4 separate regions of the Mus musculus genome follow, and regions 1, 2 and 4 are each linked to region 3. A link is a loop called in an ENCODE intact Hi-C map of the cell type or tissue named here. Cell type or tissue: left cerebral cortex. All regions are shown on one strand. Links, peaks and the distances in the headings refer to the core of each region. The heading gives the core; the rest is flanking DNA.

Evidence for each region. Hi-C counts contacts between places; a loop is a spot of excess contacts. Peaks named below come from ENCODE experiments on the same cell type or tissue, not always from the same donor. Only the 100,000 strongest peaks of a DNase experiment are listed, where the experiment ranks them.
Region 1: it touches region 3 in a loop (4-fold over the local background); 4 of 42 quality-filtered maps call a loop at or near these places.
Region 2: a loop joins it to region 3, with 8 times the contacts of the local background. A loop is called at or near these places in 3 of 42 quality-filtered maps.
Region 4: a loop joins it to region 3, with 9 times the contacts of the local background. A loop is called at or near these places in 3 of 42 quality-filtered maps.

Annotation. Positions count from the first base shown.
Region 1 is chr15:91,373,256-91,381,048 of GRCm38, forward strand. All of the region lies in intron 4 of Slc2a13 (solute carrier family 2 (facilitated glucose transporter), member 13), which reads right to left. Among named protein-coding and RNA genes, the nearest start is that of CN725425, 180 kb to the left of the region's middle. In left cerebral cortex, for the core only: no CTCF peak of the experiment used is centred there; DNase peaks (open chromatin) are centred at 4,073 and 6,499; H3K4me3 peaks cover 527 bases.
Region 2 is chr15:91,442,169-91,449,961 of GRCm38, forward strand. All of the region lies in intron 3 of Slc2a13 (solute carrier family 2 (facilitated glucose transporter), member 13), which reads right to left. Among named protein-coding and RNA genes, the nearest start is that of Slc2a13, 130 kb to the right of the region's middle. In left cerebral cortex, for the core only: no CTCF peak of the experiment used is centred there; DNase peaks (open chromatin) are centred at 1,570, 2,745 and 3,417; H3K27ac peaks cover 1,952 bases.
Region 3 is chr15:91,310,572-91,318,364 of GRCm38, forward strand. All of the region lies in intron 7 of Slc2a13 (solute carrier family 2 (facilitated glucose transporter), member 13), which reads right to left. Among named protein-coding and RNA genes, the nearest start is that of CN725425, 120 kb to the left of the region's middle. In left cerebral cortex, for the core only: no CTCF peak of the experiment used is centred there; DNase peaks (open chromatin) are centred at 4,049 and 4,510; H3K4me3 peaks cover 188 bases; H3K27ac peaks cover 1,035 bases.
Region 4 is chr15:91,433,939-91,441,731 of GRCm38, forward strand. The region is part of intron 3 of Slc2a13 (solute carrier family 2 (facilitated glucose transporter), member 13); the gene reads right to left. Among named protein-coding and RNA genes, the nearest start is that of Slc2a13, 140 kb to the right of the region's middle. In left cerebral cortex, for the core only: no CTCF peak of the experiment used is centred there; DNase peaks (open chromatin) are centred at 4,669, 4,924 and 6,141; H3K27ac peaks cover 1,371 bases.

The DNA.
Region 1 (7,793 bases), core at 1,926-6,925, 64 kb after region 3:
AACTGGCCATAGGATGATCTTGTTCTCTGAACTACTGACTTCCTAATGAAGAATTACTCCCTGGAAACGCTGCTCCAAGAATCTCTGCCTGGCTGTTCTGGCCATTTGCCATAGTTCCCAGCTGCACCGTGCCTTCCCAACAGCCCATGATGCTGCTCATCCAAGCTGTTCGGTGTGCCGGGAGCCTGGCAGCGTCCCTCTGTGGGAAGCATGGCTGCAGATGACTACTTGAAAATAAAACTCAACCCCAGGCTGAATATATCATCTGGCTTTCTAATCGGTTTCCAGATGAGTGGCTGCTCTCAGTGGCTCCCCCCCCCCCCCCCCCCGCTCATTTCTGCAAACATGGTTTAAGAACTTGATATTTAAGTAAGAACATGATCTTGATCCTTTGGAATAGAAGTAGGTGGATGCATGTGAGTGCATTTTCAATATCGTTAGTCCCACAAAAGCTGCTGATTCTACGGTATGATACTATTCTTCAGAGAAGCCTATGGATATTAATATTCTAAGACATACCGAACATAAAGAAATCTCAGGAAACAATCATGACTATCCTTTAGCCAACAGAAACAAGACTTCTTTTTCAAACTCTAGCAGGTATTTGCACGGTAGCAGGCCTATATATTAAAATAATCATAGCAAGCTACTCCCCAGGGCAATCCAGTCCACTCTCACTCATGGTGAGCTCCATGTTGAACCTTTTATTTAATATCCTCGTTTTAATTAATAATAGCTTCCTTTAGGTTACATTGTATGTTGCACAAACAGAAACTCATAGTTCTCAAAGTGAAATGAAGCAGCCATTTGTATACAAAATCATTTACATAACACACCCTAAAATCTACAACTACCATCATGGTAACTGAACAAATTTGTGGCAAGAAAAAAAAAATCCCCAATGCTGGAGAGTTTCTTATTCTTGCCCATAAGGAGCTGATATGTGTTTTGCCTGAGACTACCCCACTTAGCTTCTGCTTGGGTCACACTCCCATTCCTCAAAGCAGACCATCAGCTTCAGGGCTGATTTCCTGTCTGTAAGAAGGAACTGAAGCTCAGGGCAGACCTGAATTCCTACTCAACCACACCCATGATGTCTGTCATCTGAAGGTGATTAGCTGAAATATGGATCTCACTGCTCCTGATATGGACTGCATTTATATGCAAATTCACACACACACACACACACACACACACACACACACACACACACACACCATACTCAGGAACACCCACTAAGTATGCAAAGCAGCAGGTAATTTCCCAAAGGTTTTATCTTAACTGGAAGAAATAGTTTCATTTCACCAGTTTCTAGGATAGTTAAGCCCCCCCCCCCCCTTCGGTCTGCTGGAACTTTGTTGCTGGGCAACCAAGAGGAGAAGGATAAGAGGGCGGCAGGAAGTCTCAGTTGTATTATTCAGGCCAAGCAACTATTAAGTCAGTTACTAAAACTTGTATTAAGGTGAGCAGCATTTAAAAGCACAGGGTTCCGCTGTCTTCTGGGACGATTTTTAATTAAAGGTCCATAAAGGTTCATCATGATGAACTTTTCTTCCCTCTCTCGTCAAATAGGAAACTAGACATGACAGTTATGAGGGACAACAAGCTGTCTCATTTAAAAGTGGCTTTGCTGTGCCCGTTAGAAAATAAAAATGAACATTTACCTATTTTTTATACCATTAACTTTTGTTGTTGTTCGGTGTTTTGGCTTTTGGAGAACAGGCCCCACTCTCTAGCCTAGGTTCTCCTCAAGCTCCTTCAACGCCCCTGCTAAGTGTACCACAAACAGGGGTTTTTGTATCTTAGCTTTCTCCTTTTGTATGTAATAAGTTATTCCATGGGGAAAATTAGGCAAATTGAAACATAAATCAGGGTTATATGTGCTTTAGTATATTATATGGCTTCCTAAAAATGCTTAATTGGTTGTAGCTATTAATTACATTTTAATAATCTTTCAGCATTTTCTTCACATTTTACACAATATATAAATGAGCCTTTAAGATAAGAAAACCATCCCGTCTTACAGCTTTTACAGGGAGAGGTATGTATTTAGCCTGTCAATTATTTATAAGTTCAGAAAGGCATTTGCACCCACTCAAATATCCCAGTCAGGACTTCCCCACAGATAGAGACTTTGGTCAAAGAAGAGGAAGGATGCAAAAGTCTGATTTACTTTTTAGGATGGGAAAGAAAAAAAAAATCAAAACCAGACCGTGTATAAAACGCAGGAAGAGAAGGAAGGGGATTCTATGGGGCAATGCAGAGCTGTACATGGCAGATGATATAGTCTGAACAGCTGTATGTGTGTGAGCCCTAAGTTAATCAGACTTGGGCTATCCAAATGAGATTTAAAAACTAACAATAATTATTTGTTCAAGAAATTGAGGATATTAAATAGTGAGTAACTCTTGAGGGGGGTGAAGGTAAATTACACTCGGTATAGAATGACTAATATTTACATATTTTCCACACATGGAAATCTCGAGCATGACAGAGAATAGGGAAGAAACTATTTAATGCTCCCTTTCACAGAGAGATGAAAGACTTTTGTAAAATCCCTTTCTTGTGCACACACGGCTGTGGGGCCAAAATGCATGGTGTTTCCCAACCTCTCGAATTCTGCTGCCAATCATTTCTCTTTGCTTCTAAGTTCTATCTTAAAGAAGCTTTTCCTTCTGAGATGGGCTTATTATATCAAAAAGATGGGGTTTATACTCACACTAACAAAAGTCACCTAATAAGTGAATACACCTTTTATTTCTCAGCAACATAGTAAGAAAGATAACTCCCTCTTACATTCCTTGAACTTGAAGCTCTTTGGTTTGACTACTGTATTACATGTCAATGCAATATGCACATGTAAACATGGTTCTGTTCAATGTAGTGTTACAATAGCATGACATAGGAAGGCTGGACATGCATGTTAGATATAAACATGTGCAAGAAATTAAATCAAAGCCCAAAACTGACTCTAAAACTACAGGCAGGTATTCATGTAGGAAGATTTTGAAGACAGAAATGTAGTGAGTATGATATACTTCCTATCTGTGAGTTCAGAGGGATCTAGGCCAACAGGTCTGGAATTGAACCTCCTCTTTAGCTGCACTGTGGGATAACTTTCTTCATCTCTCTAACACAGTGGCTCCCAACCTTCCTAATGCTGTGACCCTTTAATACAGTGCTCCCTTGCTAAAAAGAGGGAGTTTTAGTTCCTCTACTATCCCTCCTCATCCTCTCCTCCCCCACATCTTCCACTACCCCTCCCCCTTCTCTCAGACCACATTGTACTAGTGGGTGTGCCTTTCAGGGCCATCCATTAATGGAGCTTACCGGATTCACAGCTGGGTGAGACTAATGCTAACTTTTCTCCTCCTCCAGTATGGTGCTTAGCACCCTCAAGCCTTGTGAAGGTAGCCAGCAGCTTCTAGGTATCAGCTTGATTACCTCATGAATGGAGTTTATGGTGTCTTTAGCATTAGATTCTTACTGTCAAGTTCTACAAGGTAACCAAGAGCATTAGAAATATCTTGTAATGCTTGTGGGTCAATGGAACTTCATTGGTAAACAGTTTCAGGAGAAGTAACCTATTCCTAGAGCTGGGCTTTTTTTTGTTAGCCTGTTGTGTAGTAGGGGCACTGTTACCCTGTTACAGATAACACCGTTTAACTCTTTTTACTTATATGTACTGATATAGTTTAGGAAGCTGATACAGTAGTAGTTTTCCATCTGATTTTTTTTTAAAAGGACCTATTGTTTTTTTTCGCCACCAAGTATTACCCCCGCTACTGTCCTTTCTCCACCAAAGGTTATATAACCACTATCCGGACTCCTGTGAGTTCCAAGTGAGGCTCTGATACACAAAAAGAGACTGTTTGAATTTTTCCGAGAGAACATTGCTTGTGAATATGAATGTGCCTGCCTTCCATTACGTAGCTATTCTTTTCTGTGCTCTTGCACACCATATGTCACAACAGAGGAAATCAACAACCCTGGGAAGCCACGGAACACATCTGACAGCTGCAGGACTGGCTGATTCACGGATGGTGACAGAAAAACATTCACCACAACTGGGGACACAAAACGTGTGGACTTTAATGAGCCTGGCTACGGGGGGAGAAAAAAACATGTCCAACAACTTCTATTTTAATTGGAAGTGTCATCTCACAGAGCTGCTGCGAGTCTCGCACTATACTTTGTTATGGGTTCCTCAGAAACACCGCACATGGCAGGATACACACGCAAATGTCGGCCTTGGCAAGAACTCAGACCGAAATAACAATGGCATTTTGTCCTTTTCGGAAACTGCTACTGCCTCTTTATCTAACTGTGGGACGTTTGGCTCATCACTGCTATTCCGATACCCTCCCCATTTATAAGAACTATCAAGTTTAATTATTTTGTTGTTGGTCATTAAATGCAAACACTATTTCGGCTCAGTAATTGTGGGTTACTTATTTACTATATGTACATATGGGCATGCATCTGTCTGTGTGAATTTATGTGCATCGCATGTGTGTAGGGGCTTTGGCAGGTCCGAGGGAGTTAGATGCCTTGAAACTGGAGTTATAAGTAGTTGTGAGCCTCTTTTGGAGGGTGATGAGAACCAAACGGGGCTACTCTTCAATAACGGCGGTGTACTTAACGTGTGAGCCGTTTCTCCAGCTTTTAGTCTTGACTTCAACTTGTTTTCTGATTTGCGATAATTATATCCAGTGAAAACTGGAGAGCAAAGAATAACTAACTACAAGGGGGATTTCTTTGCTTTTATTTGACATATACATAAACATGTAAATATATATGTATATACACACATAAATATTTGATATATATCATATTTATATAATATTATATAAATTATATAATGATTATATATTGTACACACACATATATTATTCATGGGCATATATGTACAACAGAAATACAGACATCAGAGAAATGTCAGGAAGCTATACCTATGAAGTCTCACCAAGATGAATGCCAAAACAAGACCTGAACAAGGATAGCACTAATAGACTTGCTAACATGGAAGGGGAACGTTCTGGAGGCCTCACCTCTAGACAAAGAACTACAGGCAGGTGAGGAATGCTGACATCAGGAAAATCAGACTTCCCCAGGGAAAAGCACACCAATTGTTTACATAGCACCAAAAAATCAGCCCTGAAAATATACAATAAGTAGCAACATACAGACGAAGTAGATTATCTCTATTTATTTAGGTGAAGACACACACATGCACACAGACAGACAGACAGACAGACACACACACACACACATCAATTAAGGAAAAAGTGACCTTGAATTTGAGAGGGAGCATGAGGCAGAGGTACATGGCAGAGCTTGGAAAGGAAGTGGGGAAATGATATAATTATAATATAACTCAAAAAATTAAAACATCATGAAAGAATAAAGTAGATAAGACTGGATATCTGAAGGTTGTTCAATATATTCCTAGAGACCTGTATGGAGTGGCAGTCGAAAGTGTGAGCATCGGGCTGAAGTCACAAAGTGCTCTCCATTATGACAGAACCTCAAGTTCACATTAACAGCCAACTCACTGATGCACACATTAAACGAGGGCAGGAAAAGCCTAACAAAGAAATGCCAAGTGCCCTTTTCAATTGTGCATGCAGTCAGAACAGGGATATATTGGCCGACACAACCCTCAGGAGTCAATCCCACCCTAGCACAAGGTCAGAGGTCAACTGCATAGATAGATAGATAGATGCCTTTGAAAAAGAAACTTGTATGGAGAGTTTGCAAACTTAGCTCAGCAATTTCCTACTGCCATGCTTCACTGGGAGGTTTAAATTAGACAGTGATGGATGTTTGAGTGTTAGGCAAACAGTGCCAGAGTTTAAAACCATAAAAACAAAGCTGTTTCATCAAAGTGACAACCGAGGCCATTGCTAAGTTAAAAATAACCGTGTAATAGCTAATTCCAGGAGTCCGACGCTGGAAGGAGACTTCGCAACTTGAGGATTGCACAAGATATAACAAGCTCAACGACTCCATCTAACAAACAAACTTCTGATTCACAGCCCAGTTTTGATGGAAGAAAAAAATTAAGATTTGACTACTTACCTTAAATCAAAAGACAAAGAACACTCATTATTCCTGCCCAATTGAATTTTGTCATCAAAGGAGGAAGGACTACTGTCACTGAGGATCCTTGAAACATCCTCCCTTGAGAGCTAGAAACAATTTTAAGCCAGAAGTATCACACTAGTGTAGGTGCAAAGAGAAATCTTACACCAAGAGCCACGCCAACTTCAGAAGAATAAGTGATGGATGATCTTTAAGTTACAGGCTGTCTCAGGTGAGCCTCATCAGAGCAGGACTCTGCAGAGAACATCACGGGACACCATTAGACCAGAGATTGGATGTCCCTCTTGCTATGTTGTCATGAATAACTTTTCGGAGAAAGTGCCTTTTGTGCTAAGGAAAGTGAAAATGAGTTAACACCAACCCGCTTCTGCTGCAGTGAACACATCCGTTCTGAAGCTCTGTCCTTCACTGCCAGCTTAACTTTAGAATTACGTATGCCCATACTGTACCCAATGGCCTTCCAAAGTAAAATGCCACTAATGAGACGAGACAGAAAACAAACAATGGAAGAAACGTGAGCCACTTTATAAATTACCTTTGCATTTGTTAACTGTTTTCTAGGAACAGCAGCTCATACACGCCTGGCGCCCAGGGCTGCCCCAGCTCTCAAGCTATTATGTATTTAAAAGTAACCTGTGTCTCCTGGGAGAGCAGCCAGTGCTCTTAACTACTGAGAGACCACTGCAGCCCCTGGAGATTGGAATTAAATTCGTGTAAAACTGATGCCCTTATCCTCCCTAAAACCAACTGCACATCAGCAACTGCACCGTAGTCTCTCTTGATCCCTCATCTCTGGCCTCCCCAGAGTTCTGCTAGCATTGTGGCACTTCTTTCTGCACCCTGCATGCTCTCAACTCTCCAGGCGGAGTGCTGTCCACTCCTCAGAGCCTACCGCCTCGATCCGTTCTTAGTGAGGGAACATCTACCTGATGGTCTCTCCTTCTGACTCTTCTGTCGTCTGGTCCATGTTTTATTTTTCTCTGCACCATTGATTACATTATGAAACAAGTCGGTCATTCTGTAACTCTACTGACACAACACCCATAGAAAGAAAAAGCTACACGATGCATCCTATACACTGAGGATCAAAGGACCTTGCCCATTAAACTCTGCTCTACCCAGGTGGACGCACACGTACACATTACTAATTACATCTAAGCAAGATGCAATTATTATAATTGTTTAAGTGAGGATGATACGCTAAGATACTTTTAATGGTACGAAACGGACACTAAACTTACTTTTAGGAGCTGTGCTCTTAAACTTTTGAAACTTTTCCTGGGGAAACCCGAACAAATGTCTACTTGCTCCAGAGAGGGCACCAACACCAAACCAAAGTAACAACTCAAGTGAAATCCAATTTGGTGAATCAATAAGTTTACTGGACTCAGTTACTGGAGCACAACTAGGGGATTAATTATAGCAGTATCTATGACTCACAGGCAGCTGCATCATCAGAGAGCATCCTCCCCAGTCATGGGTGACCAGTCCCCAAAGGCAATCCTGGACTTCCATGCATGACATGTAGGTAGCTCAGGTGGTTGGAGAGTCTCCTAGTCCCAGAAGTTGTTACTACTTACACAACCATAGGGGAAAGGATTGTGAATCCTTTATGTTTCAGGTACTTCCTGAGTTTGCTTACATAATGAGTCTTAGGGAACGTCCCTCTAGAAATAAAAGTTTCATTT
Region 2 (7,793 bases), core at 277-5,276, 130 kb after region 3:
GGAAGAATAGGTAATTGCTTAAGGAGCAGGGTTTTCTGTGGACATAAAGAGACAGAATCCATCCAGCCTGGAAGAGGCTGACTTGTAACAACAGTTGGACTACAGAGGGAATGATCATAACCCAGGGACTTGGGAGTATGGATAGCCTTGGAGAAAGCTTGCATTTAAGGCTATCTATCACAAGAAAAGGATCCAGCCACAGTCCCTAAGATGGAGCACAGAAATGTTAGAGAAGAAACAAAATTACATAAGATGGAGACAAACAAGGGGGTGAAAGCTTTAAATAAGAATGAGCCTCAGTGCCCATAAATTGATGAGTGGATGATGAAAATGAGGTACATTTAAATTCAGGGGTGGATATTACCTTTTTAGGTGTGTGTGTGTTTCATTTCAAATACTTAGAGGCTAGTGACAACCATTGAAGTAGGAGGCTCAAAAAAAGGGAGAGAGAATGCAGCATTATAAGGGGATAATAGGCTATAATGGAACAAGAAGAATTACATTTATTTGTATATATTTATATATACATTAAAGTTTTTAATATAGTTATACTATGACAGGGGGATAATACTCCAACTAGACACTAAACATTCTCCACTCAATAAAACAAAGTACCTCGGAACCACGAGCATGTTACTTCATTTGAGTTAATAGAGAATAGGGATCCCAAAGGCTATTGGCCCTGCTCCTTGATACCCTCAAGGACCTGATATTAGGACCCTACTGTTGAAGATACAACTTATTTGAGATATAAGCATAGAGAAATCAAGTGGGTCGGGCAGTGGTGGCCCTCGCCTTTAATTCCAGCACTTAGGAGGCAGAGGCAGGTAGATTTCTGAGTTTAAGGCCAGCCTGGTCTAGAGTGAGTTCCAGGACATCCAGGGCTATACAGAGAAATCCTGTCTCAAAAAAACGAGAGAGGGAGCGAGAGCGAGAGAGAGCAAGAGAGAGCGAGAGAGAGCGAGAGAGAGCAAGAGAGAGCAAGAGAGAGCGAGAGAGAGCGAGAGAGAGCGAGAGAGAGCGAGAGAGAGTGAGAGAGAGCGAGAGAGAGCGAGAGAGAGTGAGAGAGAGCGAGAGAGATCAAGTGGTTACAGACCCCTACTGGCTTCCCTTGCAATGAACTGTAGTATTTAAACAAACCCTTTCTTCTTTCTTCTGTTGCTTACAGCCATGGCGTTCATCACAGCAACAGAGAAGCAAACTAGGTCAGAAGTAAATGTTCAGCGATGCATATGTGCCTATGATTTTGAGTTGCAAATAAATGTCACACCGCATTGTTACGTGCAAGCACTGGGTAGTTAACGTGTGATAGAAGCACTGTGCTTCCTACCGCGCTAAGGTTACAAAGCACAATAGCTCTTGCTTCAACGGTGACACCACCTTAAGAAATGTGAGTCACAGAAAAAAGCCCTGCTGTCAGAATGTCAACTTTACTTGGGAGCTCACTTTTGTCTTCTAATAGGGCTGAATACAGGACCTGAAATAGCTGCATTGTTAAAGAATCCCACCAGATTCCTCTTACGACAGCAATGAACCAGTCCAGGGACATATCTGCCCCCATGTGAAGCATCTGAGAAGAGGGTGGGAGGGAGTGCTGCTGCTTCACATCATCACACACTGCCATGCCTCCAGTTTTTACCAAATATAATTTATGACCATCATCGGGTATCTACGCAGATTGGTAGACTCAGAGAAATTAGGCAAGACTTGCCTAATTTCTTGCCTTCCATGAGTCTATATGGCAGATACTGCTCATCAGGCAGACCATGACGAGAACCACCCCGGGCCGGAATTCATCACCTGAGAGCCGAGCAACACATTTTCGCTCAAGTGCACCACAGGAAAAGCATCTACCAAATTCCATGACTCATGGAGGCCAGTCATGAGCTTTCATAAAAAAGTAAGTCAGTGCTCCTAATCTGCAATGGTTTTAAACTACAGTAAAAACGTAAGTGCAGCATTTTAGCTAAGATATTCTCACTGTGTACTTTCTACCCTACCAAATCTAAAACTAGTGTCTACCAGGAGATTTAACTAGTGTCTCTTAATGCTTTCTGGTCTTAGTGTTAGAAAATAACATCCACTTATGGAGAAAGCAATGCTGTCTTTCTAGCACAGCATTGAGACTGCATACAGTATACCATGTTATTTTCTAAAAATTATATATATATATATATATATATATATATATATATATTGGTTTTTTTCGAGACAGGGTGTCTCTGTATAGCACTGGCTGTCCTGGAACTCTCTGTATAGACCAGGCTGGCCTCGAAATTCGCCTGCCTCTGCCTCCCAAATGCTGGGATTAAAGGCGTGTGCCACCATGTCCGGCTATATCTATATCTATATCTATATCTATATCTATATCTATATCTATATCTATTTCTATTTCTATTTCTATTTCTATTTCTATTTCTATCTATCTATCTACCTGTATGTATATATGTATATATGTATATGAATATATATATATATATGTATGTATATATATATATGTGTGTGTGTGTGTGTGTGTGTATGTATGTATATATATATTTGCACTTTGAGACAGGACCTTACTGTTTCCTTGATTGGTCTGGAGCTATTTACTGATGTGAGCCTTGAGACCATGGAAATCCTGGTGTCTTTTATGTGCCAGGCTAACAGGCATGTGCTGCCACCCCCATGTTAACACTGGTGTGCAAAGAACCAGGAAGGAAAACCACGCGAACAGCGCAAGTAATTTTAGCTAAGTGACTGACTATGTTTCAGTTGGACAGCTGGGGTAAAGGAAGGAAACAAGAAGGTCAAAAAGAGGAGGCTAAGCATGAACTCACATTCATTCCACCCTAGGAGACTCGAGCAATGTAAACAAACTGCCCTTCCTCCTGGAAGGTCTGTCTTCGTGGTATAAGAGGGGATAAAGGCTCCAAGCAGCTATGTATTTCTTCAAAAAGTACAAAGCAAGTATGCAGCAATGTCTGCTCTTATGACCCCAGGCCCCAAAGTCCCTCTCCTTTCCACATACATGTCAGACTAATTTCCTGCAGAATCAAGGAACTGGTTAAACAGACCAGTTTTCTCCATTATCCTGAATGCCACTGCCATCCTCAGTTCTCAGCCAGGGAGGAAAAAATTTCAATGGACCGAACCTCTTCCAAGACTCAGCGATGCTTCTACCCTCGCTATATCAGGAGTAGTTAAATAACATGGCAAATTTTTGGAAAACTGGGTCGGAATGAATAAACCTGTGTTCTGCAGACTCATCTCAAGGGCAAGGTCAACATCATTTTAACAACTGTGCTCCACCTCCCATTACATCTGTAATTGTTCCAGCACTACCGCCCTAGCAGTGCTGTGCTCCGGACGCCCTCATGGCTTGCAAGCCTTCTTCTTTTCTAAGTATAGCTCGGATTTGGCAGTGTGGGCATCCGGAAGCAAACCTTGTTCTAACAGGGCTTATTTAGATGAGCAAGAACATTTCAAGCAAAACAGAAAGGATGCCAATAAACCACACACTACGCCAAGCCACTGCTTATTCAGGGCTGAGCTGCTACTTTTTATGCTTCCCCTGACAAAATGCCCACTACACTAGCATTCCTTATATGCCCAGTCAGTCATCCCTCAGCTGAGTTACTACCCTTCAAGAGGATCCATTTCTACTCTCTAGTGGTCTTACGACTACTGTCCAAAGACCGTGAAGCTAGGATTGGCATGATCCTGAAGCTCTGTGAACTCAGTGCTCACTGTAGATCCAATATTGCACAGAACTGACAAAAGGTCGCATCCAATAACTCTTTTACTTTAAACTTAGTTTTACAATAATATCACAGAAAATAAATTTACTATCACTATATATATATATATAATAAATTTAAAATCTAAAGTGAAATTACTGTTAAACAGGCTATTGTTGGCACTTTAGATCTTTCCTTTTATAAACTGGGTTTATTTCTTTTATGTGGAAGCACAAAGCACACATATACAGGTCAGAGGACAACCTACCATTATCAAGTCTTGTATCCACCATGTAGAATCTGAGGATCAAACTCAGGTTATCAGGCCTGCTGAACCATATTGCTAATCCTACATCTTTATTTATACATATATAAGAATTATATACAAAGTACTTTTGAAATTATAAATCAGGATTTTTTTCAAAGTTATATACCCTTGACTACATGTAATGATTTAAAACTACATATGGGTTTAATTTACATTTCATTTAATAATGTAAGAAGAAACCATCATTTTCTAATACAAGTTTGGCATCTAATATTTTAGAGAATTCCTGACTAATGAGTCTCAACTTAATTTCTAGAAGTAATTCAGTTACTTGCTTCAGCATTTTTCTTCAAAAATAACTGAGAGCACTTGGGTTTCACTTTTGTTAACAATACTAGAAGATTTTTTTAAAGACATGTTTTAATCAAGATAGGATAGAAATTTCTGACAAGATTAAATTACATTTAAAAAGAAATGGAAAAAGTAGATTATATTCTTGTACATTTCCTTCAAAGAATCACTTTATAAACAAGAAGATAAGTTCATTGCCTTGTAGTCTAACTCTGAATGCATTATGTTAAACATAGTATGTATCTAGAGTGCACAAATCCATTGGCTACAGATCCTTTAAACCAAGACTATGTTGACATGTATTTGTTTGTTTATTGTGTATGGGTGCCGGACATGTGTCATGTACAGGTAAGAGGACAACATGCAGGAGCATTATGTGGTTTCCAGGAATGGAACCCAAGTCATGAGACTTGGGGTTAAGCTCTCTTGCCTGCTGAGTCATATTACTGGTTCATCTATTAAGGAAATCTTTAAGTCAAAAGTTTTATTTAAATAAGCAGAGTCTGAGAAAGCACAAAGGAAGGATACTTTCCCAATATCTCCTGCAAGGTTCTAAATTACAGTCCTCTTCTTGGTCTTAAGGGACTTATATCCCAACAAATTCCCATTTTCGAGGTATGTCTTATTTCTTTGGAAGCATATGCCTGTCAGCTTACAAGTCCTTCTACCATTGTTTTGAAGGAAGTCTACCCACCTGCATTCTAGATAAAAAGCTGAGGCCCTGGGAAGACAAATGTTCAGTCTGTGTTGTTTATGAGGGACATAAATAATTATTATCTGTTCCCTTTTATTTTTGTAAAAACAGTGAAGCTAATTTTTCATTTCATATTTCAAAACACCATGTAAAGGAGACACTACACACACTTAGCTAAGACAAGTGTTTGCAGAGGAATAAATATATATTCCATAGACCATGCAGAGCCCACAAGAAGAAGACAGAGACTTCTGCTACTTACCATGATAGCTCAGTGGCCAATAAAAATTTGATTTAATCTCATTTGAAATTCACTCTTGGCTTGCATTCTTTCTTATATTTAATTTAGAAAAATTAAGAAATGCCCACCAACTTTATCCCATAGTCACAATTCTGCCTTGGAAAATTAGCTTATATCTTCCTGTTTTGAATAGCCGTGGGTTGCTTGCATTTTGATGCTAATTCGTCTCTCCTGGGAAGGGTTGAAAACTAATGAGTAACTCAGGTGACTTCTTGTGCATAAGGAGCCAATCACTGGGCAAGTAGGTGGGACTTTGGGGATGGACAGAGGAAGAGAGGAAGCAAAACAGAGTCAGGCCCTTTTTGGACAGGGATAGCTTGAGGACAAGATGTAACTCCAAGTGTCTCCTGATAGATCCACCACTGGAGGATTTAGATTCAATAAGGCTTACAAGATTAGGGTTTTAATTGTTGTGCCCAACGATTGAATTACCATTATTTCTGAGCTAAGTTTGTGTTGTGTTTTCCTTCACACAGTGGCTCATCTGGGTTCAAGAGGGAAAGGTACAGAGGCAAAGCATGGGTTTGCCTGATGTGCACCACAAAGGTCATGGGGACTTTAAAGCTGAGGGTTGGCATGGTAATGACCCTCCAGAGGGAACCTAGAGAGCTGGGTAGAGTCTCAAGGAGATAAAAACAGGTCACCCATTGCCTGCCAGTACATGGCTGGCCAGGTCGGTGGGGCAGAGAGCAGGTTCTTGGAGTTTTTAAAAAAATATTTCCCACAACATCTTCCTATGGGAAAAGAACAGGTAAACATATCACCAAACATTAATCAGTTAATATCCCTCAAGTTTAAGAGTAGAATTAATCAGTGAATGTTACTTATAACCAAAATGAGATTATTCAAGCATCAGTAATACTTTAAAATGTGATCACTTGTATAGTGTAAACACACATGTGCATATGAACACATGAACTCACATACCTACTACCTACTACCTGTAACTTCCATCATATACCTACTACAAAAGGAACATCCCAGGACCAAAGGCATCCACATGGCTAAAGACCCTCAAGGGAATATAATTACAAGGCCAGGGCAATATGACACCTCCAGAGCATAGCTACCACTCTACAGTAAGCCCTGGATACCCTAACACAACCAAAGCACAAGAAAAGGACCTTAAATACAATCTTATAAAGATGATAAAGACATTTAAAGAGGAAATCGATAACTCTTTTAAAGAAATATAGGAAAATACAATCAAACAGGTATAGATCTTTAAAGAGGGAACAAATAAATCTCTTAAATAAATACAGGAAAATACAATTAAGCAAGTGAAATAAATAAATAAGACTGTACAAGACCTGGAAGTGGAAGTAGTAGCAATAAAGAAAATGCAAACTGAGAGAATCTTGGAGATGAAAAAACCTAGCAAAGGGAACAGGAACAACAGATACAAGCATCACCAACAGAATAGAGCAGATGGAGGAGAGAATCTCAGACAGAGAAGATACAATGGAAGAAATTAATACATCGGTCAAAGAAAATGTTAAAACTAAAAATTCCTAACACAAAACATCCAGGAAATCAGGGGTACCATAAAAAGATCAAGCCTAAGAATAATAGGAATAGAAAAAGGTAAAGAGTCTTAGCTCCAAGGCCCAGAAAATATTTTCAACAAAATCATAGAAAACTTTTCCAACCGGAAGAAAGAGATGCCTATAAACACACAAGCTTATAGAATAACAATTAGACTGGACCAGAGAAGAAAATCTTCCTGCCACATAATAATCAAAACACAAAACCTATAGAACAAAGAAAGAATATTAAAAACAGCAAGGGAAAAAGGCTAGGTAAAATGCAAAGTCAAACTTATCAGAATTACACCCAACTTCTCCCCACATATTCTAAAAGCTAGAAAGGCCTTGTCAGATATCTTGCAACCTCTAAAAATTCACGGATACCAACCAAGACTACTATAACCAGCAAAACTCTCAAAATTAATCACCATCGATGGAGAAAACAAGATATTTCAAGACAAATCCAAATTCAAACAGTATCTATTCACAAATCCAGTCAAACAGAAATATAGAAGGAAAACTCCAACCAAAGGACGATAACCACAAGAAAGCACAGGAAATAGGTAATTCTAAAACAAGGAACATACTCACACACCACCACTATCAACCATAAAAGTAACAGGAATTAACAATCTCTAGTCATTAATATTTCTCAACATCAATGGACTCAATTCTCCAGTAAAAAGACACAACCTAACAGAACAAATGGCAAAATAGGATCTATTATTCTGCTGCATACAGGAAACACACCTAAGCATCAAAGATAGACATTACCTCAGAGTAAAGGGCTGGAAAAGTTTTCCAAGCAAAGGACCCAAGAAGGAAGGTGGAGAGCCATTCTAATATCTAATAAAATAGACTTTAAATCAAAATTAATCGAAACAGACAGGGAGAATACTTCAAATTCATCAAAGGAATGATCTACAAAGATGAT
Region 3 (7,793 bases), core at 1,082-6,081:
AGTGAGTCCGAGTGGAAGGGGGACAAAGAAGGTGGGGTATGAATATACACAAATATGTCACATACACAAATGAAAATGTCATAACGAGAGCCATCACTATGTGTAGATCGTAACACAGAATAACTCTGGCCTGGTAACGTGTCCATTGCTCAGCTGTGACACAGTGACTGTGGGCCTGTGGCATTGCCAACAGGTTCTCATTCTTTAGCACATAGGTACGTCTAGTTGACCTCCTCCAAGTCTTGATATGGAGCTCTCCTGTCTCCGCTCAGCATATGACAAAGTTCTTAAACATATTTCAGAAACTTAAATTCAGTGAATGTTGGAAAGTTTCACCCAGATGACAGCTTGTTCCACAGGAAGGCTGTAGAAGACACTGCTGGGCTTTACCGAGGTATAAAATGCTGACTTCATGCCTTGATTCTACTGAGCGTAAGTGAATCGACTGTCATAGCCAGATGATCGGGAACTAACAGAGGCCAGCACAGCCAAGTAGGTCTCCAAAGTTCTCATGAAAGCAATAAGGGAATTGTCGAATGCCAGCCCCAGTTTTCAGTTGTACACAAAGGAAACCAAGTAGTACCTTATAAAAGCAGGACCTCGCCCGAAATGATGTGCACGCTTTGACAAACGGATGCATTAATGCAGCACCCTATGCCCTCATGCCTCATACCCAGGGCATTTAGGATAGTTTCAACCAAGATTAGCATCTGTTACTGTCCTCATGAACCTTAACAGTATATAAAAGAAATCCATGCTTTTCACACGAGTTTCAGAGTTTGTAATGGACTTATATCAAAGTGATGAAGGAATTCTACATTATTTAAAAATATTCTTTAAAGGTGACAACATGCAATTGCATAAAATTTAGTCAGTGTCCAGTATATGAAATATTCTGTCCTATAGCTTATCATAAACATTTTTTCTTTTCTTTTATTGAATATTTTCTTTATTTACATTTCAAATGTTATCCCTTTTCCTGATTTTCCCTCTGGAAGTGCCCTATCCCATCCCTCCTCCCCCTGCTTCTATGAGGGTGTTCCCTCACCCACCCACCCACTGCTGCTTCCCTGTCCTGGCATTCCCCTACATTGGGACATTGAGCCTTCACAGGACCAAGGGCCTCTCCTCCCATTGATGCTTGACAAGGCAATATTCTGCTACATATGTGGCTGGAGCCATGTGTACTCCTTGGTTGGTAGTTTAGTCCCTGGGAGCTCTGGGGGTGGGGGGCTGGTTGGTTGATATTGTTGTTCTTCCTATGGGGTTGCAACCCCCTACAGCTCCTCAGTCCTTTCTCTAACTCTTCCATTGAGGACCCCGTGATCAGCTCAATGGTTGGCTGTGAGCATCCACCTCTGTATTTGTCAGGCTCTGGCAGAGCCTCTCAGGAGACAGCTATATCAGGCTCCTGTCAGCAACCACTTCTTGGCATCCACAATAGTGTCTGAGTTTGGTGACTGTATATGAGATGGATCCCTAGGTAAAGCAGTCTCTGGATGGCCTTTCCTTCAGTCTCTGCTCCACACTTTGTCTCTGTATTTCCTCCCATTAGTATTTTATTCCCTGCTCTGAGAAGGACTGAAGCACCCACACTTTGGTCTTCCTTCTTCTTGAGCTTCATGTGGTCTGTGAATTTTATCTTGGGTATTCAGAATGTTGGGCTAATATCCACTTATCAGTGACGGAATACCATGTGTGTTCTATTGTGATTGGGTTACCTCACTCAGGATGATATTTTCTAGTTCCATCCATTTGCCAAAGAATTATACCTCAAGACACCTACCAATGATACTTCATAAAAGACAGAACTGTTTTTTTAAACTCACATACTTTCTTGCATTTTCTTTCTCGATTGTCTTTGTTTCTAAGAAGCGTACATGGCAAATAACATCTTAAGGTATTTGCCACAGGGCAGTAACTTTATCCATGCACTGTGATGCTATTGTCCGTCTCTAAAATTATCACCTTTTAAATATACTTTCCTAGCAATGCAATAGGATAAAAATATTCCCTTCTAAGAGACCGAGGCTTTTTCTGGACTCACAGAGAGAGTTCATACACATTGAGGTTACTTAAGACCACTATCCTTCTATGGATGTTTGTTTAATCTAACCTTCAGAGAACAATGTAGTAGCTGACCTTCCTTGTCTTGGATTTCCAGTGTAATCGAAGCACACAACCCAAGCCAAGGCATCACCATGATCTTGCTGTGCTCTCCCACGCTCCTGATGCTGAATAATACATGTATGTTTACATGCACATCACTCGCTGCAAAAAGCAAGTAGGTTGGCTATCCATCATAAATATTGAACGTGACACTTGGGTATCACTTGAGAAACAATGGTGTTTCTAGTGCTGTGTTGTTGCCTTGGTCAGCTGGGATCGGTTGGAGACGATGACCTAATCCCTTCTAAAACTCTGATAATATTTCTATCATGTCTTCTTCATTTCTCTTCCATGTGACACTTTCTGTGCTGTGCACTAAAAGAAAGAGTAAAGCCCTCTGCTAGAGACAGCCATACCCAGACAGACACAGAAGGACACACATAAACTCAGGCAGGTTCACAAGATAGCGTTCCGGCAGGCACAGATTCAGACTCATACAACAGAGAGGATGGAAGACCGGGAGAGAAGAGGAGAGAAATCTCATCTGGGCTCACTCTTGGTTAAAAGGCACCGAGGGCAAGTGCTCTGATTTCTTCCTGAACGTGGCACTGACACACTACTGGTGGCTGGGTGTCTGCTACTAGTGTGTTCAAACCAATGGCATACTCTGATGGCATGTGCATTATGTCAAATATGATTTCAGGAAACACTACGTTATAAAGTATAAGTATTATATAATTGTGATCAGTTTAAATTGGGCTGTTATAGACCCAATTTAATGTAGGCCAATTAAAAATCAGCCACCAAACCCAGACACTATTGCATATGCCAGCAAGATTTTGCTGAAAGGACCCTGATATAGCTGTCTCCTGTGAGGCTATGCCAGTGCCTGGCAAATATAGAAGTGAATTCTCACAGTCATCTATATGATGGAACACAGGGCCCCCAATAGAGGAGATAGAGAAAGTACCCAAGGAGCTGAAGGGGTCTGCAATCCTATAGGTGGAATAACAATATGAACTAACCAGTACCACCAGAGCTCGTGTCTCTAGCTGCTTATGTAGCAGAAGATGGCCTAGTTGGCCATCATTGGAAAGAGAGGCCCATTGGACTTTATATGCCCCAGTACAGGGGAACACTAGGGCCAAGAAGAGGGAGAGAGAGAGCGTGGGTAAGGGAGCAGGGCAGGGGGAGGGTATAGGGAACTTTCGGCATAGCATTTGAAATGTAAATAAAGAAAATATCTAATTAAAAAAAAGAAAATAAAAAAAAATGTAGGCGCTATAGCTCTTGTATTCATGAACTTCCAAATGCCTTGTCTTGGATGGTACATGCTCTTCGGAGAATTCTTTGTTCATCAGAACTTTGCCTTCTCATCCCAAGCCATTCATTCATGTTCCTCCCTACCTAAAATTCTTCCCGACAGCAATAGTATGCAAACCCATATTATGACCTTCAGGAACATCTTCAGAATAATTCCGCCTATCTTTCTATAACTGCTAATACTTCCTTTGCGGTCCTTGATTTTTTATTTTATTTTATTTTTTTATTTATTAGCTTGCTCTTGTAACTCAGGATTGCTGTTTCCACAGCAGAATCTAACATATCTTGCTTTAAACAGCAGTGGAATTCAGTGCGTCTTTATCAGCCAAGCAAGGGCAAATTATGCCCAAGTAACAAAGTCTCGGATTCCACGGTGATTTACACAAAGCATCCAGCTGAGAGCCCCTCCTCTCTTCACGCTATAACCACAGTACCTGCTCTATGGGGCCACGGCCAACTTTAGAGGAGGATGAGAAAGCGTATGTGAAATTCTGGCGAAAACCTTGGTCTTAAAACTTTGGCTCAGAAATGACACAGATTGCTTCCGCTTTCTTTTACTTGGCCAGAGTAAATCATGTGGATAAGGCTGAATTTAAAAAAAAAAAAAAAAAAATGTTTCCCAGGGAGCAGCAGCAGCTGTTTTTAGCAATAATAAAATCATCACACTTGCCAGGAACTGGAGAGAGCTGTAATGGACGGAATGAAAACAGCCATGTGGTAAATTTCTAGCCGACTTTTCCGGCCCAGGTGTTAACACCAAGGTGGAGCCGGCTGGGGACTTTCTTCCGACGGTGGGCGTGTTTCTACTGTGCATCGCTGTGTGTTCTGGAGTCACACTCTGGTTCAGGTACCAAAAGGGTGCTCACCTACCACCGATGCTGCCAGTTTGAAGCCCACACTTATGAAAATGAACAAATACGAATCCAATTTTCCAGTAGGGCGTGGACAATGTGCTCCAAGCCAGACCCCACTGTCACCTTCAGCCATTGTCTTCACTGCCGCCTTTGGGTTTGGGTCATTGGGCGCTTTGCTGAACCAGTTCTTACTGAGCCGCAATTCATCACTGTGAATTGATGCTAAGGGAGATATAGCATCCAAGCCCTGTCTGGCTCTCCTTCTTCCAAAACAGACTTACAGATGCCAAATCTTCCCCAGTGAGAAAGAACTCATAAGCTACATTTCAAAGGCAGTGCAAACTGAAGAAGACACTTGAAAATGTTAAAAAAAAAAAAAAGAAGAAGCAGATGGGCTGTCTAAAAATGGTTTTTTTTTTTTTTTGCAAAAATCAGAAATGTTTTTTGCAATGTGAACATTGCTACTTTAATAAAATATATGAAGTGCTTACTAGAACAACTTATTTGAACTAGGAAATTAGATAAATTATTCAGAGATGTTTCGTTTTTTCTACTTGTTAGTACTTTGCAATACAACGAGTAGAGGACATAATATACATAATTGTTACAATGAAAGGCTCTTATGTTCTTGGTCTTGAATTAATAACTCAAGATATGTGATTTCTGAAATTATTGTACATAGATGACAACTAAGTACTAATGATCTAAAAACATAATCTGACATACAATGCACGCCCAAGCAGTATAACTTTAAGTAGATCAAGATATTCTATATCAGACACTTTACTTCTCTGTAAAGTTTAGGCTAGCAATATTTAATTATGAATTATGCTGTTATTAGGAATATTGCTGGAGGATTTTTATCCCATATGTGAATAATAACAATTTATTAATCTCATAGACACATATCCATAGATACTATGTTTCATTAATGGTAAGTTTCTTTTTCTAAATTCATAACCGTTGCATCTTTTGAAACCATCGTGTCAAAAGGTCATAATAGGAAACTTGCTTTCGTCCTCAGCAAGCTCTGGACTGTGTGTGGTATTACATCACAACTGCAGACTCGGAGATGACTTGGCACACAGGGGACGCTCGGAGGAAAGGCCGAATGTCTTCCATCAGCTTCTTAAGTATTTTTCTTGTAGTTTGGTTTTATGCAATCCAGATAACTTGTTTACATTTTATTAGAACATCCTTTAGCATTTTAAACTCCTAGGTAAACGTCATGTGTTAATTAAGGTTGTATGATTGTCATGTTTACTTTCACATTCTTCCTCCTTAGGAAATATTTATAAGAAGGAAGCTAGAATGAACTCATTAGAACCCTGCATCCTCTCCTTTGAAACCCCAACTCACTCACTGCAAATCCTCTGAGGTTTTTTCACCATTGTCCAAAGCATTAAGCATTTTGAATAGGACAGGCCACAGCCATGGAACGTGGAGTCCAAACACAGACATCCAAGCACGGACAACACCCATGGGACCTTGCAATCATTAGCCATGTTATCCCAGAGTTCAGATGATACCTGCTGGGGCATTTCTATCTGGACTCTGAGATCTGAATTTGAGGCTTGCCCTCACTTAGGATCAACTGTCAGAGAGAGGCTGTGTTTTTATTCCTAGAGATACTCTGCAATATTATTGTGAAGTGAGCTTTGTTCTAAGGGCTATGAGGGCTCTGCACCTTACAGAGACAATGTCATCTCCTCCTCCTCCTCTTCTTCTTCTTTCTTTTTCTTTCTTCTTTTACATTGTTATTTTGTTTTGTTTTGTTTTATCCTGGAAGCCCCTGGACTGGGGTGCATCCCAATTATCAAGTATCAAGTCCTGTCAAGTCATGCCTTATAAGTGTCATTGAATTGTTGTGGCCATACCAGTTCTCATGTTGGTATGCTGCCACAAGGTTAGCGGTGGGTAAAAACTTTGTTTAGTAGGCTATTCTGACAGAATGCAAGCAAAAATGGACTGACATCTTACTTGGACAAGAATGATGACTAAAAAGCCGGGCGTGGTGGCGCACACCTTTAATCCCAGCACTCGGGAGGCAGAGGCAGGCGGATTTCTGAGTTCGAGGCCAGCCAGGTCTACAAAGTGAGTTCCAGGACAGCCAGGGCTGTAAGAGAAACCCTGTCTCGAAAAACCATTAAAAAAAAGAATGATGACTAAAAATGAGGCAATGAGCAATGAAACAAGAAATTTTCAACCCCAGGCAGCAGGCCAAGGAAGAGAAAGCCACTAAGGACATCAGTGCCCTAGTGTGAGATGCAGGCTTAGTAGTACATTTTGTTCAGGCAGAATGCAGAGCCAACAGGCTGCATGCTATATCAAAGCTTGGCTGTGAGAAAACTCTCTCAGCTGAACGAACACTGTGAAACAATGGACTGCCAAAGAGGGACTCTATCCAGCTATTCTGGTGTTGCTAATTACAGAGCTAAAGCGCTGTGTTACAGGAAACAAATACCGAACCACTGTGCTAGGAAAGTGTCCCTCATCAATAGTATTTTTAGTTAGCATTGAAATTCCAGAATGGATTATTTATGGTTCTGTGTAGATAGAGAATTGGGAGGTATGGAGGAGGATGTAGAGACGCACAGGAATAAATGAGAACCTTTCTATGCATTTATCAGTTAGATAATGATGTTTATTCTAATCTACATAATGCTCCTGACATATCACACATGCATGCACATGCACACACACACACAACACAGACACACACACGCACCTGTTTGGGACATTTCTACATTATTATTAGCTGTCCTCAACTATGACCCTTACACTCCTTAGATACCCTCTACAGAAACACCTTGCTCAATATGGTGGCTACTCTCAGTTTACAGATGGGAGGGGATGGTTATAGAAGACCAGATGTCCTAGTGCTAATTAAAGACGTCCATCATGTCCCTAACTAGGTATCTTCCCAGTGCTGAGCGGCAGCTGTTCTGAAAGAAGTGGACATACTTCTGAATCCGAGGTCTTGCCTGCCTAATAGAAATGACACTTGAAGATGTTCTGAGCTGGTCCTAGACTCCTTTTTCTACAAAACGTATTTAGGGAGCTTCAAGTGCATTATGCACTCAAATCTTGAGCGTCAAAATGCCTGTTGTCTGTTGCATGTCTTATCATTATAAATATTGCTTGTGCCTTTTTCTCTTGTCTTGGACAGGATTGTACTCCTAGAGTGTTCTTTATGTGTACAGAGCTTTCTAAGGACTGACAGCTCTTGAATTTCGTGCCTTCCTGTGTCTGACATTACTCCTTCTGCTTCTGTCAGTGACCTTCCATCGATTCTTCTTCATACTGGTTCTACTTCTTGTGAGTGTGTATAGCTTTAAACTTTAGCATCTTGTCTTCCATTCTTTTAATAAAGATTTACAGGCATGTACACACGTGTGTGTGTATCATGTGTATAGGTATCTATAGAGGCCAGAAGAGGCTGTCAGATCTCTGGGGCTGAAGTTATAGGCATTTGTGAGCTCCCAAGATTGGACCTGAACTTTGAAC
Region 4 (7,793 bases), core at 2,450-7,449, 120 kb after region 3:
TCTTTCTTTCTTTCTTTCTTTCTTTCGTTAGTCGGCCCAACAGTCATTCAATCCTATTTATCTTCTTAAGAAACCAGTTCCAATATTTGTGATTCCCTGAGTTTTTTTTTAATTAATTTATGTTCTGATTTTTGTTATTCATTCCTGTCTACTGGATGTGGCTTTGGTTTATCTTGTTTTGAAAAACTCTCAAAATGACTCATTAAGTCCTTTATTTGTACTCTTTCTGGGTTTTTTGTTGTTGTTTTCTTTTGTTTTGTTTGAGTCAAAGTTTTCCTTTTAGGACTGTTTTTAATGTATCTCAAAGATTTTGTTGTTTCCCATCTTTATTTAATTACAGGATTTAAAATTTTTTCTTTCTTGATTTCTTCTTTAACCCATTCATCATTTAGTAATGTGTTGTCTCTGTGAGTTTATATAATTAGTGGAGATTTGATTTCGTTGGTGATTCTAAACTTTATTGGATTGTCGTTAGTATTTTTGAATATGTGAAGGCTGATTTTGTGTTGTGGTATGAATTCTATTTAAGAAAGTTTTCCATGTACTCTCAAGGAGAACGTATATCAAGTAGAATTGTTTGCCAATACCTAAGACCATTTGATATACAATGTCACTTAATTTTGAAACATTTTTCTTTTAACTTTCTGTCTATCAGTCTTTATTATTACTGGGGCTGAGTTTAATCTGAGACTTTAAGTTCTTTATTAAGCCTCTTATGAACTTGAGTGCACAAGAGTTTGGTGCTTATATGCTTAGAATAGTAATGTCTCCTTGGTTAATTATTTCTTTGATTAGACTTAAATTATGTGTAGTTGCTCATCTATTCAAATTGAGTTTAGTTTCAAGTCTATTTCATCAGACTTTAGCACAACAACACTGGATTGCTCTCTGGTTCTGTGGGCTTGGACTACTTTCATTTCACTTTAAAGTGTTGCTTTTTTTGAAGGTAAGATAAAACTTTTGAAGACCACAGAAAGATAGATTTTTTTCTTTATTCAAATAGCCTGTGTCTTTTTATTAAGGCAATGAGCCTACTAATATCTAAAGTTATTGAAATGTATATATTCATTTCTATCCTTTTCTTTAATGTTTGTGTCCATGGTCCTATTTTGTGTTTCTGTAATTATGGCTTCATTTGTTTTGTTTGTTTGTTTGTTCATCTTTTTTTTCCCCTATAGTCTCTTGGCTAGGCTTATTCCTTGCTGGGAGCCATCAAGGAGAAGCTAAAAACTAGCAATTGATCTTCCTGAGATGGTTCTGCCATGGACTAAAGTTAATGATGGATTTTTAAGACAAGGCAAGAAGGATTTCATTTTAGGAAAGATTTCTACATATAGGAAAATCATGTTAATAGCAGGAATATGCTATGCATATCCATTAAGAGTAATTATCTATTATTAGTATATGTATTAGCATACACTTATGAGCAGGTCTCTGAAGAACAACAAAGATGCACTGTCTTATAGAGAGGCTACATAGACAAATAGATAATTTCTTAATTCTTGATGTTGATCCTGTGAGAGTTCCTAAAATTATATTAGTATTTACTAAGCTCTTTTTTTAATAGGACTGCTATTAAGTCCTTTCTGATGCCAAAACTACAATGAGAACTCTTCCAGTCTTCAAGTGTCAGGAGTTAGTTGCTTCTGAGATAGCAAGCAGGCATCTACAACCCAGAGCACATTTCAAGAAGTTATAAAACAATTAACCAAGGGTCATAAAAAGGGAACTAAGGATTTACTATATGTGCAAGGATAGAAGATAAAATATTGACTGGGTTTATCTATACAAAACTTCACTAATAAATTAGTCACAAAAATTATGGTTTCTAACTCTCCATGAACCTGTAGGGAAGGTAAAAGAGGATGAATGTTTAGCCAGATAATTGCTTTTAGTGGATATACATGTAAACATTCTCTGTTGTAAACTTCTTAGTCAATTTTATGATTTGAATTTATGTGTAAACTTGTAGTGATCTTTTTAGCATGTGATCGTGTATTCTGAAATATGTATAAGTGCTGAGGACAAAGAGAGAGGAAAACTTTTTAGACAGAGCTGAACTCTGGAAGAATTTAGAAGTAAAGGAATTGGGAGAAAACGCACTGGGAGAGAAGGCATTAAGTACTATTATTGTTACACTTGAGCAAGAGTAAACAGCAAGAAGAGAGCAGAGGGTACATTTTAAGAGAACAGGAAAGAACTTTCTTACAGAACTTTCTGGAGAACTTTTTAGAGAGAACTTTTTGGAGGAGCACTTTTGTAGAAACTTTTAGGAGAACTGAAGAACTTAGAAGTAAAGGCTAAAATCACTTTTCAAGGTGTTGCTTTTTCTTCCTGCAAAGTCACCTAGTAGGCTGGGAGTTAAAGACATGCAGTTCCTGTAGAGAGAAAGAACAAAGGCTATTTAATCCCTTTCTCCTCCTGTTATACTATGAGGTGCAGCTTTGGGTCTTAGAGAAACCCAGACAGGCAGGTCAGCTACAGAAGCGAAGTGACTTAGACTTAAATTAGGTAAACACTATATTATTATACAGCAACCCTAATATCTTGTGAGTCTTAGCCCCACTGTCTCAAGAGGAAGAAGAATAGCTGGGGCTGGCCTCTGGCACTTCCTCTCTTCAGTCTGAAGGACTGCTTCTAGTATTCTCTATTGGAATGGTGGACATGGATTGTTTGGGTCTGTTTATATCCTTGAAATTTTTTCTTTCTCCTTCAAACATGGCCAATAGTTTGACTTGGCACAGTGATCTAGTTTGGCATCTGTGTTGTCTTAGAACCTGAAGTTCGCTTCCCTATGCTCTTCTGTCTTTTAGAGTTTCCCTGAGAAACTAAATGTTACTCTAATGGGGTTTCCTTTATATATATGACTTTGTGCTTTTTCTTCTGAAGCTTTCAATGACCTCTCTTTCTTCTACACATTTAGAGTTGTAACGATATGCTACGGGGAGTTTCTTTTTCACCACTGTCTACTTGGTGCTCTGGGTACTTCTTGTAGGTCTATGCAAGTCTTTCCTTAACTTAAGATATTTCCATGATCGTGCTGAAGGTCAGGTCTAAGCCACTGACTTGGATTCTTCACCTTCAATGACAGTAACTCAAAGACTTGGTCTTTTCATGGTGTCTAACAATTCCTGCATATATCTATCTTGTGCTCTTAAAAATATTTTTCATATTCATTGCTTGAGTGGTGAAGTCTTTAATTTATATTGAAGTTCTGATATTCTATTTTCTACGTAATTCATTCTACTTGTAAGGCTTTCCCAGAGTTTTCTAATTGAATTTTTTAAACAGTTTTTTTCAATTATGTCTTCATTTCAGCTTGAATTTCCTCTTCAATATTTCTTATTACTGAAGTGTGTTTTCAAATCCTGATTTGTCTTCATCATTTCATTCAGATACATGCTTGTCTTTTGTTAGATATTGTAGTGCTACATTATTGTGAAAATATGTCATACATTCTAACACACTAGGACTTTTGCTATCCCTCACAACCAAAATTAATAACATTATCTTGAGGCCATGTAAGACTTAAGATTGCTATCCTACAATGTTTTGAGCCTGTTTGCCTAACCTGTCTTTAAGAGAACATAACAACGAATGCTCCATGTCTTGAATTTCCCATGTAGTTAGTTTTTACAACTTAAGCTAATACATAGGTGTAACCCTAAGTTATATATTTTTCCATGCTCTTGAGCACCGATGTGCATGCATGTGTGCACACATATGTGTGTATGTGTGTGTGTGTGTGTGTGTGTGTGTGTGTGTGTACATGCTTGTGTGCGTGCTTGTGTTTGTTGTGGTAGTCATTTGTTGAAAGCAACAATTATTAAGCAGCAACCTTATAAAACAAGTATCAATCATAAATGGTGAAAGCAGCATTTGAATATTACTCAGTGGCATCTACTTTCTTGTTACCTGTGTCAGTTTCAGTCAGTGAAGTTTAATTCTCTTGTAACACCCTGTTAAAGGCTTCTGTAAGGAATCCTTCATTCATTCTCCCATGTGAGGCTTTCTATGCTGTTAGCTTAATACAAAGCAAACACTCTTTGTTAAGGACATGCAGACACCCAGGGGCGCAGATCACAAGACAAGAATCAGGCGGGTGCAGATTCCCACTCATACAACAGACAAGAGACAATGAAAGGCTCGGGGAGAGAAGCAGAGAGCACAAATCTGGATTTGCTGATGATAGAAGTACTCCAAGGGGGACGCGCTTTACATTTTCCCTCATTAGTGCAATATAAACACATTATGGGTACGCTGAGGTTATTATTAATAGGCTTAGTATTCGTTTTAAGTTCATTTAGTTGTTTATTCATGTCTTCTTTAAATTTCTTGAATTCTTTGGTCAAATGTATGGTTCTTTCTTTAACATTCTATGTCTCAGAGTTCCTATGGATAATTTTCAGAAGATAACATTTTTATAGGACTCATGAGTTGGGGGCAGGGTGTCATACTATCTTGTCCTCTCATAAGATGTCTGCTTTCCTGATTGACCTGGGCATATGGATTCTTTTCCTGTTTGTGTATCTAATGTAAGGGTCTGAGCTGCCTCAGGCTGCCTGGTTGATGACTAGCTAATGCTAGGCTTAGGAGTATGCAGATATCACAGACAGGGTTGGTTCTGAGCAAACTTACCAAGAAAAGCCTGGGCATGAGCTGTGAGTCTGGTGCCAGGCCTGGGAATGTAGGCGATGGAACAGCCACATTTGGGTCAAACGTTTTTAACTGTCATTATTTATAGTCAAGGTTCACATAATAAACATTACACACCAAATTAAGATGATCACCACAGAGTTTACAGTGGCATGAACTGAAAAGCAAATTTAAGGTCTTTCCACAGTGGTAGAGCTAATTCAGATGTGGAGATTTTACTCTGATGTGTGCTACACCCACCCCACACTCCACCCCTCAGAGTCCCCCCAAATTGCAGCTCAATAGTCGGTGGCATCTTTCTTTTAATCAGTAGAATTCTTTCTTTTCTAAAGTTAAGTTCTCTGCCATCTGATGTGAACTCCCTCCCCGCTACTGCATCTCCTCTCCAAACATTTTAAGCCCCGAAGCACTTGGTTTAAGTGGGCCTTCTCCAGAGAGCAATACTTCAGATAAATCAATATCCAAATGCAGTTTTCTCACATCAATAAACGAGAGTGCATTAGTTTTTAGCTTTCATTAGGATGCTGTTTTTAATGCAAAGAATTGATCCTTTTTACTAGATTCATCTGGTTAAAGACTCATCTTGTTAACATTATGTAATACTGAAAAGTACAAAGACAGCCATGCGAGAGTCTGGTTAATGCCAATCCATTCTGGATAATCTCTTAAACTCTCCGTGATTCTACATGGGAATACAACAATTTTTACAATTTATCCACTCAATAAAAAGTTAATTTCGAAAATAGATTTTGACAAACTCTGACTAAAAGAGCTAATGGCGGACATTAGTGAGGCTCCATGTTTTGCCAAAAAAAACAAAAACAAAAAACAAAAAACAAAAACCAGGTTTAGGTTTAACACAGAGCAATGCAAATAACTGTGAAGAATTTCAGTGGCCTTTGCACTCTAAGGGCAATGCTCAGAGTTCCTGGTTGGGGAGACTCATTCATTTCCTTCAGGATCACACCAAAAGATTTATGGTGAACTAATGATACCTAAGAGGTATCATTGTATCTGAAATAGTTCATCATGGAGCAAATGAATACTATTGCATAAACAAGCCCGTATATCTAAATTCAAAACAAACAAAAATCAAACTAGCAGAACCCCAGTGGAGAACAGACCCCCATGTCAAGCACCCCTATTGATTACTCATTCAGCTTACTAAATCTACTTTGATGGCACAGCACAGGCTATACCCATCGCTGCTTTGGTATGTCGTTGTACTGCAACCAATCAAGAATAAGAATTCCAAAGCTATCCTACCAGATGCCTCTACTTTAAATGTCTGTGGGTATCTAATGTTATTTCCTTCGCATTTTTAATTTTTTATTGCTTTTCATTAGGTACTTTATTTTCATCTCCCAGGCATGGCACAAAACATAATTTTACTTGATGTGGTTTGTACTGCACTTCTAGATAAATATGGCTCTCTAGGGATGAGGTCAGTATTTTAGAATCTGCATATGGCAGTTTTATTTTGGGGCATGTCTGCAGCTACCATATGGCCAATGGCAATCTGTGAAGGGAGTCAGGATGTGTCTATTTAAAATACCGACTAAAATTGGAGTTTCCACTCAAATGCTCTGGAACAGATTTTTATGAATGTTAAATCTTATTTTGACTTGTAAAAATTCAACCTGACCACTGTAAAATATATAATGAAATGCATTTTTAGCATTTTCATTGATTACATCCTTGTAATGGATGTATGTGTGCATGCATGAGATATTTAACAGTTATATTTTTACCAGAGATAATAAGTTATTCACTTTCCTGTCCTATTTGTTCACAACTTACATATACTGTAATTGAGTCCATCTCATGATCTAATTAGTCTCTTATGATCATTTGTCTCTACAGTTTACAAAGAACTGAAGCAGTGACTAAGTACCTCTCATATCCAAAATATCTGTCCTCCAAAGTCCTTCCAAACACCAGAATTCTATGCCTATTGAATGAAAAGCTTAGTGATATATATATTTAAAATATATGGATACTTATAAGAAACAGACACAACATGTCTGATATGTAAGAGCTTATGAAGCATGGCTATTCTAAATTACTTCCACTCATTATTCACCAAGTTACTATAAATGTTTTCAGAAAATAGTGATGAACAATTTTTCTAACACTTTCCTAAAAAGCACTATTCATAAATATTCTATTTAGAGGACTGTTGTAAAGTCCATTTACTATATTCGTGTGTGCCCATTTGGTTTTGTTTCAATGCAAAGAGGGAAGGAACTGATGAAAATGATGTCTGAGGGAGTTGAATAGTGTTACAAAGACCAAGGAATCAAATTTGGTTTTAACATAATAAAGAACTAACATTTAATATGCTCAAGGTATATTAGTTAGGGTTCCCTAGAGGAATAAACTTAGAGAATGAATCTATCTATATAGACAGACAGAGAGAGAGATAGATGGACAGACAGAGATAGAGGTCCAGATAGAAATACAGATAGAGATAGAGGTAGAGGTAGAGATACAGAGACACATATGGAAAGGGGTTTTATTAGAATGGCTTACTGGCTGTGGTCCAGCTAATCTAACAGTGACTGCCTACCAACAGAAGTTTCAAGAATATAGTAATTGTTTAGTGTCGTAATACACGAAGGAATGGAAACATCCGAAACCCGAATAAATATCTACTCCACTAAGGATAAAGCACTATTCTTTCTACCGAGGAAGAGGTCTAGTGTAGTCAACCTGCCAACAGGTTACTGGGTGGTCTCTGTCCCCACCCCACCCTCAACCCCCCATGAATGGCACCATATCTGGAACTCAGTATTGGTTTCTACTGTTGGAAAATTTGGCACTCAGCAGCAGCTGTAGCCAGGTCACCCTTGGGGATTTGGGATCCATGTTGTTGAGCCCATGCATAACTGGATCTTAGCCGCCATGGCCATTCCGTTCATGGGCCCATTGGGTAAGGAAAGGGATAGCCCTGGGGCACCCCATGGTTTGGAGACTAGGAAAGAAAGTGCTGCATCAGCCAAGGAGACGGATCAGAGGCAGCTGTTGATTCAGAAGTCAAAGCAGGAGAAAGTACTTCTGGAAGCTGGAGGTAGGGAGGAGAGAACGGAAGGGAAAGAGGGATGGAGAATGGAAGGGGAGAGGGAAGGGAAGAGAGT